2 separate regions of the Mus musculus genome follow, and region 1 is linked to region 2. Evidence: chromatin contacts called from ENCODE Hi-C or POLR2A ChIA-PET data. All regions are on one chromosome and are shown on one strand. The core of a region is the stretch at or near the end of the contact, and the rest is flanking DNA. Distances in the headings are between cores, read along the strand shown. Region 1 holds the start of Bloc1s5 (biogenesis of lysosomal organelles complex-1, subunit 5, muted). Region 2 holds the start of Txndc5 (thioredoxin domain containing 5).

Evidence for each region. Hi-C counts contacts between places; a loop is a spot of excess contacts on that map. ChIA-PET counts read pairs that join two places held with the same protein, here RNA polymerase II (POLR2A).
Region 1: a map of regulatory T cell shows a loop between it and region 2 (2.0-fold over the local background). The contact joins the promoter of Bloc1s5 here to the promoter of Txndc5 in region 2. A Hi-C loop is called at or near these places in 1 of 37 maps with a recorded cell type or tissue (regulatory T cell). POLR2A ChIA-PET finds 5 or more read pairs at or near these places in 1 of 5 experiments (Patski).

Annotation. Positions count from the first base shown.
Region 1 is chr13:38,633,008-38,638,854 of GRCm38, forward strand. Bloc1s5 (biogenesis of lysosomal organelles complex-1, subunit 5, muted) reads right to left here and starts at 2,085. Exons shown (of 5, transcript NM_139063.3): 1 at 1,929-2,085. The coding sequence starts at 2,034.
Region 2 is chr13:38,524,251-38,529,771 of GRCm38, forward strand. Txndc5 (thioredoxin domain containing 5) reads right to left here and starts at 4,234. Exons shown (of 10, transcript NM_145367.4): 1 at 3,938-4,234. The coding sequence starts at 4,158. Gm31834 (a long non-coding RNA gene) reads left to right here and starts at 3,653. Exons shown (of 2, transcript XR_382215.4): 1 at 3,653-5,521.

The DNA of each region.
Region 1 (5,847 bases), core at 835-3,334, 110 kb after region 2:
ATTGTAATAATTCAGAGTTTGTAAGAGTCCAAATATTAAATATAAATTCTGCTAGCATAACCATGTACGTGTAAAATATAGACTTCTATAGATATCTAACTCTAGTCAGGCTATATGCATTCTTTTACTGTTCAAAAAAAAAAGAGTACTGAAATGTATAATCCTTTGATCTCTACTTGTTTGTAACCTAATGTGAAAGCTAGACAAATATCTCCTCACAAAGACACAGAGAAGTGCTTTGATGGAAGAGCCACGGGACTACAAGATGAGACCAAACAGAACTACAACTCTCTTAGTACCTAATAAAGGGAAGGCTGTGTGTGTGGGTCCTGAGTGTGAAAGTGAGAACCAGTCTCAAAATAAAAAACAGAAAAGGGAGTTGGTAATGTAGTCTCTAGTAGTATGGTATTTGTCTAGCATGTGGGAGGCCTTGGCTTGGCTTCCAGTACTGGGGGAGTAAAAACAGTACTGCTTCAAAATTTAAAACTTCCGCCTCAAAGACACAATCAACAGAATGATAGGCAACCAGGCAAGTGAGAAAAATGCCTGCAAACACCTGCTATGGGTACTGAGGAGACAGATGTGTGTGTGTGTGTGTGTGTGTATGTGTGTGTGTGTGTGTGTGTGTGTGTGTGTGTGTGCGCGTGTGTATCAGCATTAATGGTATAGCGGCCAGCAAAGTTGCCTTTCAAGAATATATCAAGAACTATAACTCAATAACAGAATCTACTTACACGAGCAAAGGACTTAAATGGATATTAGATGACTACCTAAAAAATGGGTAGTCAGTTAAGCACATTAACCAAATATTAGAGGAAATGAAAATCACAACAGGGAGTGTCATCTCACACGCATTAGAATAACTAGTACCAAAGACAAGAGTTGGTGATGACAGGTGACTAGAAAATGGTATAGCAAATACAGAACATGCCAACTCCTCAAAAAGTTTAAAGAATAATCAAATGACCCAAAAATCCACTACTGGAGATACAGTCCCAAGAACTGAACACAGGACCTCCGAAGGATGTCTATATATTCATATTCAAAACAGCCTTATTTCCGAGAGTGGAGCTGTCCAAGTCCTCAGAGGCACTGGACCAGTCAAATTCACAGTGGCATGAGGAGTTATGGTTTAATGCATACAAAGTTTTGCAAGATGAAAAACATTTGCGGATGGAGTCATGGTGGCCCAACAACAGCCATACAACGACTAATCTTCACTGAGATTGCACAGAGAAAGAATTCTAACTTAGTCTTAACACACACACACAATACTACTGGATCCCAAATTAAACCTAAGAAACAATGTGAAACACAGTTTAAACAGTCGCAGCCAGCTCAGCTGGGGCCGCCCACAGATCTGGTAAGAGTAAAATGGGAACCGCACAGATGGTAAGCCACCACTCTCCAGGCAGTGTAGGACTGTAGCCCAAAGTTGGTGGAATAGGCGGGTTGAGCAGGGAGTTGAGGGAAGCAGTGGAAACTGCAATTGGAGGCTTCTTCGCGGTTAACGGGGACTTCTGAGGTTTAGGAATTAAAGCTAGTTGTTATTGTAATAATTTAGGTCGAAATCTACTAAGGCTGAAAGGGGACAGCTCAGACCGGTACACTGTATGGTACTGAGCGCTGTGTTTCAGGACGTTTTCCCAAGTGTTCTTCCTGGCATGACCCCCAAGGCGCAGAGGACAGAGGACGAGAGGGTGAAGGACCGAAGTCACCCTACTACGTGTGGGGCTCCAACTAGTTCCCATTCTCCGCTTGTGCGCCCTTCGCCCATTGCACGTAACTGGGTCCTGCGAGCTGGGACCTTTCGTCTCGAGGCGGGCCAGGCAGCTGAGGGCTACAGGGGAGCCGGGGAGCACCAGGAGGGGCGGTCCCCAGCACGCTGCCCCCACCCCGCACGGAGGACCACGCCCTCCACTCCGTACCCTTGATAATGAGGTGCGCCGCACCCGGAGTCCCCAGTGAGTCCCGCTTCTTGCCGCCCTGGGCGGCGTCGCACGCTACAGGGGTCTCGGTGCCTCCGCCACTCATCCCGACCAGTTCCGCCCACCCGCGGCGTCCACGGCGCAGGCACGGACCTTTAGGGAGAGAGACGCTCTGGTGTTACGTCATCACAGGGCGTCGGAGTCGTTGGGTTCGGGGAAGGCGCCGGGAGTGTAGCCGATGCGGCCATGCTGGATGAGGGCAGATGATCTGCGTATGGGAGGTGTTTGAAAATTACTTGTTTCTCGGTTATCCCATCCTACGCCGGTAGGAACTAAACTCACTATGGTTGGAGCAAGGCGCGGCGAGCAGAAGAATAACAGTAGTAGTATATACATAGTTTCTACATTGTTACTGGCCACCACTATTTTATAAAGCATTTTGACATGTATTGTCACCTTAGGGTCATCATAGCAACCTGAGGAGACAGATCATAATTTTTTTAACAAATAAAGCAACACGGTTAGAGGTTAAGAAACTCGTTTTTGTTTTGTTTAGGTTTTTTGTTGTTGCTTGGTTGGGTGTTTGAGATGGTCTCCCTAAATTAGACTAATAAGTGCTGACATTTGATATATTCCATAATGTTCATTTTCTCAACAAATTGTCATGCTTCAAAGAGAGCAATGCACGGCCTCCCAGTGGTTTTTACCTCCTCATCATCCAGGGGTTCTTCCTTAGGACTCAGCTGTGACCGCTTCCTCCGCTACTCTCTTCTGAACAATGAACAATGTCATCCTAAAGGGTCTTAGTCCAGTCTGAAGGAGGAACGTAAAGCGACATAAACGGCAGGAAGAGGAATCGTTCCATACCTGTGGATACTAGCTGTTGAGGGGATCAGGAAAGACTTCCCAGAAAAGACCAGTGTTTGTCTCCAGTCTTGAAGTGAGACATGGAGAGAATAACTAGGTGAAGCAGGAATTGGGGGATTATCGCAGAAGAAATGGTAAACCCCCAAAGGAGGACAAATAAAAAATTTAATTTCCTAGCTTTTTAATCAATATGTAGAAATCATAGTTTTCAAAGACATTTGTTATTCTCCTCACTTCCAAGAAATTTCATATTCATTTTTCTGCATTGTAGAAAAAAATTTCTTTCCCTTTGCATAATTTCCTTTATGACTGTGCACCATGAAGACTCACTACAATATGTGAAATTGAATGCTTTTCTTACATTAATGTGGCTGTTTGTTTTTTTTTTTAAATGTTGATTCTGGATTTCACCTCTGAAATTTGCCAACTCTGTGTTGTGATAAAGAAATTCTAGTTGCCATAATTAACACTTTGGAAATAGAATTGGGTCTTCAGATAGTTTCCAATAAAGCGTCAGCGAAGGCAAAGAAGCCGGAACCTGAGCTCTCTGGATCCCAGCATTCCTGCCCTCCGGCAAGGACATTCTTGGAAGCACGGCTTGGGAATTCCTGCTCTATTTCACCAGTTTCTACTTCCTGTTCTCACCAATACATTGTTACTTCTGGAATAGCAACAAGAAGACAAGGCCAGTACTCAGTACCGATTTGCAGTTACGGCTGACTTATGATACCTGTCATCAACAATGTGACATTTAAAAAATACTTTCTATGACTGAATCTGCGAACACAGACTCGAACAAGGGCTGACTTAGGAAAATCTCCATTTTCAGATGAAGAGACCTAAGGTCAGAAGGGCCACAGCAGTTCCTGCCTTCTCAGTAGAGACATGCCACATGATGGATTGTGAGGATTAATGTCATGTTTTAAGTTTAAATTACTGTGCTTAAAACATTAGAATTATAAAACAAAAAGGCCTGTAAGCCTCCCTTGCCCAAGGAATAACTTCCAGAAATAACTTCCTGGAATCCTTGGGGCTGTTATCCATGTAAGATAACAAATCACGTTTTGCTTCTTCCAACAAGCCTAATTACCCAAACTGCACAGGCTATGCTTGATCACACATAGGTGGGAGGTGTATAGACAGTAAGTCCGTCAGAATAGATGTTTGCTCCTAACCGTACACAGCCCTGTGGGTTTTGCTTTTATAAGCCTCTGACTAAGGTAATTCACTAACATTCTCTAGGCATCCCTGGTATGGACCGGCCCAGTGTCCATTATCCTGGCCAGTATTATAATAAAACTAGCCTCAAATTTTGATCAACATATTTGGTAGTGTTCTTAATTCCCACATGTGAGATTATCAGCACCTCCTGTTAGGAGACGGATTTGTTTCTCTTCACCTTGAATTTGGGCTGGCCTTGTGACTTGACCTTTGACCAGTGGAACACACGGTACTGATGAGTGGGTTCCATTGGACCGGGCAGCATCCTGCTTTGTTTTCTTGCCAGGACACTCTTGCTGGAGTGAGGTCATCATGTGTAGAAGCATACTAATTTAGACACGTGTGGAGAGAGGTTGCAAGGGGAGAACTGAGGCACACCAAGAGTCCCCACTCCTGTCCCAGAGATGTGAGAGTCATTTCCAGCCAGATGCAGTCACATGAGCTGTGTGCACCATCAGAAACTGCTAGATCAACCTGTGCATTGTGAGGAGGGAAATCTATTATTCTAAACAATGTGTCTGTGGCATATGCATGCTTGTGTGTGGTGTATGTATGTGGTGTGTGTGTGTGTGTGTGTGTGTGTGTGTGAGAGAGAGAGAGAGAGAGAGAGAGAGAGAGAGAGAGAGAGAGAGAGAGAGAGAGAGAGAGAGAAACTCAAGGAAGAGCCAAGGACTAAGTAGTGGTCTCAACTCAGTAGAGATTTTGAGGTAAGAGCAGGGAGGTCTTTCTACTGTGCCATTTCTCTGCATTTCTTGTTAACCTTCCCTCTCTGGGATGCCTTCTTTGTTCCCTCTATGTATTCATTCATTAACTAAGTTGTACAACAAAGAATCTGGCTGGGGGCCTGGAGAGATGTCTCAGCAGTTAAGAGCACTGGCCACATCTCTAGAGGATCTGGCTTCAATTCCCAGCACCCACATGGTGACTGACAGCCGTCTGTAACTCCAGTCCCAGGGGGCCTGACACCTTCTTCTTATAGGGTTGAGTTCAATTACATGAGTAATGATTTGGTCCCCTGTGCCTTTGTAAGGCACCCTGAAATCCTCTGCGGAATTCGTGCTTGCAGCCATCCATCCATGTGCCAAGAGGAAGATGCTCTTCTGAGCATCTAGCTGCACGTTGGGGACTCTTCCAAGTCTCCTCATTTGGCTGCTTATCCGGTACAATTTTATAATAAAGCTCATTGTAAACATAGCATGTTCCTGAGCTACACAGTTATTTTAGTGAAACAGCAAATCCATGCACGGCTAAGGAACCCTGCCTGGGGTTTGTGGCTCCAGTCTAAAACAGGTGGAATGTGTCCATGACTGAGCTTTCACTTCTGAAGTCTATGGATAGTCAGGGGCAGAACTGCATCACCACTGGGCCAACACTCACATAGCACTTGCTACCTGCAAGGTGTTGAGGTAAGCACCCTACAAATACGAATTCATCTCACCATCTCACACTCCTTTGAAACAGGTATCAGTTTTCTCAACTTTACAGAAAGGCCAAAATGGCTATATGACTTTTATGTGGCAGAAACAACTACTTCAGTGATTGTCTGTGTGTCCGTCAGTCATTGTGGATGGATGAGGAGTGGGCAGATGATGGGGAAGGGAGACTATGGAAGAATGAAGAGAGAACACATTCACTTTAGAAGGCCATATAAACTCATGTTTTAATTCAAAAAACTCGCAATAAATATGTACTGACCACCCAGCATGTGCTCAACACAGTGTCAAGAGCTGAAGAGGTGACGGAGTCTGACCTCACCTCTTCCTCCCCTCACAGAGCCGTCTACCAGTGGAGAGCACCCTGCTTTCCTGCAATTCTGACGCACTGACGCTCA
Region 2 (5,521 bases), core at 2,984-5,483:
GCTTTATGCATGCTCGGTAAACACTGTACCATGGGAGCTACATCCCCAGTGCTCCAAACTATCTATCATTACAGAAGAGTTGGTGGTAAGCTGGACATCTGCAGTTGGTAGGATCAAATGTCTCGTGTTGACTATGTGAGTTTAGTTATATACAAACACTTTAAAGTGTTTGTCTATGACTATCATTTGTATATAATTGATCATTTAAAACAATGCTAGCAAGACTGTGGCCTCTTGCCTCTCTTCACACTTCACTACAGCATATCTCTTGTCACGGGATCTAAAGGACAGGGCTGGCCACCATCTTGCATGTATATCACATGTATGCTATAGCACATTGGCGTTTTGAATGAGTGCATACCACACAGCATTATGGCACAGAACTGATTTTCCTTTCTTTCTTTACCTAACAAACAAATTGTTTGTGTTTATTACATAACTAATTGCTCCAATGCCTTTTAAAAGAATCCTTTTTTGGGGGAAAAAAAAAAAGCTCACTTACAAGAGTGAAAGGCACTGGCAATTGTGAGCTTGCTCTCAAATACATTCTCAATAAAATCTTTAAGCTTCTTTTTTTACCTGACTTCCAATGCATGCATCTGAAGGCGGCATTGGAAAGTCAGCATAAAGCTAATGTCTCTTCCTGGCGGGGCTTTCCTGGGCAACTAAGACAAATCCCTGCTTTATAAAGGCCTAAATAAAACAGGATAGAGAAGGCTCAGTAATTAAGGGCATGTGTTACTCTTTCAGAGAACCCAGCACCCACATCAGGCAGGTCCCCATGCCTGTAGCTCTGGTTCTATGGAATATGACACCATCTTCTGACCTCCTCAACACACATGGCACCCAAACCCACAGAGATGTACACATGTGCATACATAAAAATAAACTATGTAAACACATAAAAGCCCAAATATAGCATCACCCCCTTTTTCTGAAGGCTTGTCAGTTATACATTCCATGCAAGTGCCAAGAATGGAAGCACTGTCCGGTGCAAACACTTGAGCATGCTAAGCACTTTGGCACTTGAAGCAGAGGGATGGGGTACCACACAGGGAAACTGTATTTGAGGATTTAACTTCTGTGAACTCAGCAAAATGAGTTAGTTCAGCAAGGTCATGGGTAGGGAAAGAGCGGATAGCAAGGAAGAATGGAGGCCCAACGGCTCCGTAAGTGTGTACACAATGGGGCCTGTGGACTTTATGCTCCCCAGTTGGCCCATGTTCCTGTTTGCTCCTCATGACATCTGGTGCCTAATCAAAGAAAGCAGATTGGTTCTAATGCTGGTAAGGAACCCAGCTATAAGATGTTGCTGGAAGATAGATGAGTGGCTGCCCTAATGGATTTTCTTTTTCTTTTTCTTTCTTTCTCCTTTTTTAAAAACTAGATATTTTATTTATATTTCAAATGTTATCCCCTTTCTTGATTCCCCCCCCCAGGAGCCCCCATCCCATCCCCCCTCCTCTTGCTTCTATGAGGGTGCACTCCCACCCACCCACTCCCAACTCCCCACCCACGCATTCCCCTACACAGGGGCATTGAGCCTTTCCAGGACCAAGGACCTCTTCTCCCATTGATGCCCGACAAGGCCATCCTCTGCTACATATACGGCTGGAGCCATGGGTCCCTCTATGTGTACTCCTTGGTTGGTGGTTTAGACCCTGGGAGCTCTGGCTGGTTGATATTGTTCTTCCTATGGGGTTGCAAACCCCTTCAGCTCCTAAGGGTTGTCCTGATGTTAGCGGAATTTGATCAGATATGCTCAGTTTAGAGTTGTAGATAGACATCCTCTATACCCTTGAAAGGGTTCTTATGAAAACAATACAAGATTTAAAAAGAAGATAAAGATTTAGTTCCCTCTAACCCAAGTTAACCTGACCACTTGGGGTCATCACCACACAGGCAAGCCTCTCCCCACCCAGGAGGACTAAAGAGTCCACTGCTTCTCTCTAACTGGCATTTCTGGTTTGGAGCCCTTGTGGATACAGCACTACAGAGACTGCCGGCTGTATTCAGATGTGGCCTGGAGCCAAGTGACAGAGCAAAGGCACCTAACCTTACCTTTGACCTAACTGTCCCTAGGTTCAGTGTGACCAGATGCTGGCACCAGATCAACAGCAGGAGGACAATCCTGCACCCACAAAGCTTAGAACAAATACAGAGACAGGTCAGTGCCATCACTACACAGTGTCCTTGCCCCAGCATCACACATGGACAGTGAACATTCCAGGCACTCACGGTGAGAAAGAAGTGGGGAGAGGACCCAGCGTAGTCTACCTTGAGTACCATGTTGTTCTTAAAATTTTGAAATCTTAGCACTCTGTAGGCTGAGACCAACAAAGTCATGAGTTCAAGGTCAGCTTGGCTACACAGAGAGATCCTGCCTCAACTTCCCCTTAAAACATCAAAAACCCAGCCTTCAAAGGCCATGGGTGGGCTCCTACATCTCTCTAATATTTTTATCAGAATAGCAAGAAGCAAACAATTGAAGGCTTATCCTAGAGAGCAGCCTCGACCTAAACGTCTGTAAGCCATAGAGTTAAAAAAAAAAAAAAGAATCTGTGGTGTATACCCCAACTGGCCAAGACTAGCTGGTTATTCATTGCATATATTCTAAACTTAAAACTCCATCAGCACTCCAGAGAACCTAACCCTGCCTGCATGTCAACTTTTCTCATAAAACTAAAAACCCTTAGATTTATTCCACCGAAATCAACTCCAATTAAGTCCTGTGGTGTACTTAACTGGAATCACTACTTTGAGACGACTTGTGCACAGAGTAACTATTAACGCGACTGACTGTGGCAGACTCCCAGTCTTTTTCTTTCAATGGTAGTTCTACAGACTCAAGTGGCTGTTCTTGGGAATGTAAAACAGTGTATCCCATTCCTGCATTCTTAACTGATAATGGCTGTGAGCCAAAATGATCCCCTCCCCCACAAAGTTAATTTAACACTAAACGAATTGAAATGCAGTAATAGCCCGCTCTAGGGTTATGGGCAAAGTTTCTCCCACTTTAGAAAAATACAATCACTGACTACATTGGATTCCACAGGCACATTTTTCTTAACTGCTTAACCCCCTGTCCTTAATGAGTCCCTACTGAGCTAGAGGAAGAGTACTTTGCTCAGCAATAAACACAGCCAGAACATCCCACATCTCAAGAGCCTGTGCTCTAAATACCGCTTTCTGCTGTGGACCGGAGAACTTCTTTCTCTGAGCATCTAGGCCCCAGTAGCAAAGCACTGCTATGTCTAGACTAATTCTTGGGGTAGTGAGGTGCACCAGGAAGCCCCAACCGAAGAATGGAAGCCTGAAGTTATGACTTTTAGGAAGAACAGTTCGACCTCACACTTTCCAAATGACCGGGCCCCAAATGAGAACAGGAGGTGAAAGAGTTAAAGGCCTTGAGAATACAGCTCACATCCACTCCAGCGTGCAGCGGAGACTCCAAAACTGGCACCTCGCTGGACTCCAGGGGCCGGGGAAGTCTCAGTTCCCGACCTAGGCTATCTTTTCCTACCCTCGACACACAAAGTGGGCAATCACATCTTGAGGGGGCCTTAGATTTCCAATCCAACCCAATATTGATGGGCCAGCAGGAAGAACCCTTCAGGATAGGGCACGTGGACGCCGGGCTCCCGCCGCGTCCGGCCAGCACAGGAAGTTTGGGGAGCTGGGCAGGGGACAGAAGCGGGGGATGCCTGGACTCCAGCAGTGTGGCGGGGTGGAGAGGCTTTTCCGGGTCTCCCCTCGGGGCCCGCCCTTCCTAGCTCGCAGGCCGGCGGCTAGCGCCACGTCAGCGGCGAGGCCCGAGCGCGGCCCACGCCCCCGGCGCAGCCTGCGCGGCCTCGCGCCCTCTCCCCGGTCCCCGGCTCCAGGTCCCTGGTCCCCGGTCCCAGATCGGGCTCCGCCGGCCTGCTGGAGCTGCAGTTACCAGGGCGCGAAGAACATGACGAAGTGCGCGGCGCTCTGGATCCCGTGCGTGAACATGTCGGCCGTATACAGGTGCTTGGCGTGCGGGTCCTGCTCGACCCCGCTGTCCGCTTCCACCTCCTGGGCCCGGGCGCCTTTGCGCGCCCCGAGCAGCAGCAGGAGCGTGGCCAGGGCCGGCAGCCCGGCCAGCGGCTGGAGGAGGCGTCCTGGGCGCGGGGGCATCGTGGCGGGGCTGGCGAGCTCTCGCTCGTGCCGCGGGTCCCCTCCGCGGCGCCGCTCCCGCCCCGGCTCCTCCCACGACCGCAGAGCCACGCCTCAATCACGCCCCCGCTCGCAGAGCCACGCCCCCTGTCCCGCCGGCTCACCTAGCAACTTGCTGTCTTCTGCTGAAAGCCACCAGGAAGAGGTCGCTTAGGTCCTGGGGTCCTTGTGCAGCACCTCCAGCGCTATCTCAGTCCGGTTCCCTTCCATCCCGCTGAGCTCATTCTCCTTCCCAAGCTCCTCATCAGCCTTTCCCTGCTAGGGACGAAGAGGCCAAGCTGCCAAGCTATGGAACAGTGGCAGCTTCTGTTGATAACTAATCAGACACCAAGAGACCCGAGAGTTTAGGACCAAGCTGAGCTGCTGTCAGCAGAAAGGAGGAAATCAGGCAAACGTGTGTGGGGTTTGCTCTTGCATAAGTCAGATTCTTAGCCAAAGCTCAACTGTGATTTGAGGGCCTGGCCTCAGGGGGTGTGATGAAACCACTTCCCAAGAGCACCTCCTCTGTTATCCTGCCCTGCCTTCACTTTGAAAAGGAAAGGCAGTCAAAGTGGCCCTTCCTTCAGGCCCTGGCTAGTGCCCTGTGTGCCCTAACTCACCCTGGATAGGAAAATGAATGGCAACAGCTGTTCTGGGTGAGAGCTAACGCCTGGGCTGGGGCGCATGGACCCACGCCAACTCTTGAACTTTAAGTCGGGTGGCAATCTAAGCTCCCTGCCCTGCCTTGAAAACCTGGAGCTAAGTTAGGGAGAACGAAACAACCACTAGACACTTGAGAGAGGTCCTAGAGCTATGCTCTGTACCGATGAAAAGGAAGCTGGCATCATAAGACATATATATGGTGATCTTTTATTGGGAAAAAGCAACGGGCATAGTAAGAAGAGTACATGGCCATCTTGTATTGGACTTCTGAGCAACACTTCTGAAAATCACCTGATCTTTATTAGCCTCAGCCTCCCTAAACCAAAAGCCTGGGTTAGCAACAGTTGGGGGTGGTGGTAAAGGGAGGGGCAGGGAAACTCACATCATCTGTAACTATTCTCATGTTAGGTTCGTCCACCTGTAAATGTTTAACCATGGTTTTCCAAACACCAAACTGCAGCATCTCTTGCTTGCCCCCTCTCTCCCTTTGTGCCCTCACATTCTGAGTAAGCACAGTTCAGCCAAACGCTTCTTCCGGCTTTCCTAACCTGAACAGACCTAAACTTGCCCATCGCAGGAGAAGTTCTATGAGCATCCTTTGCCCACGTGATTTTGACTATGGCAATTTGTTGCTCCAACTTGAACCAGCACACCAACTCTGCCCAGTAGCCTTGGCATACAG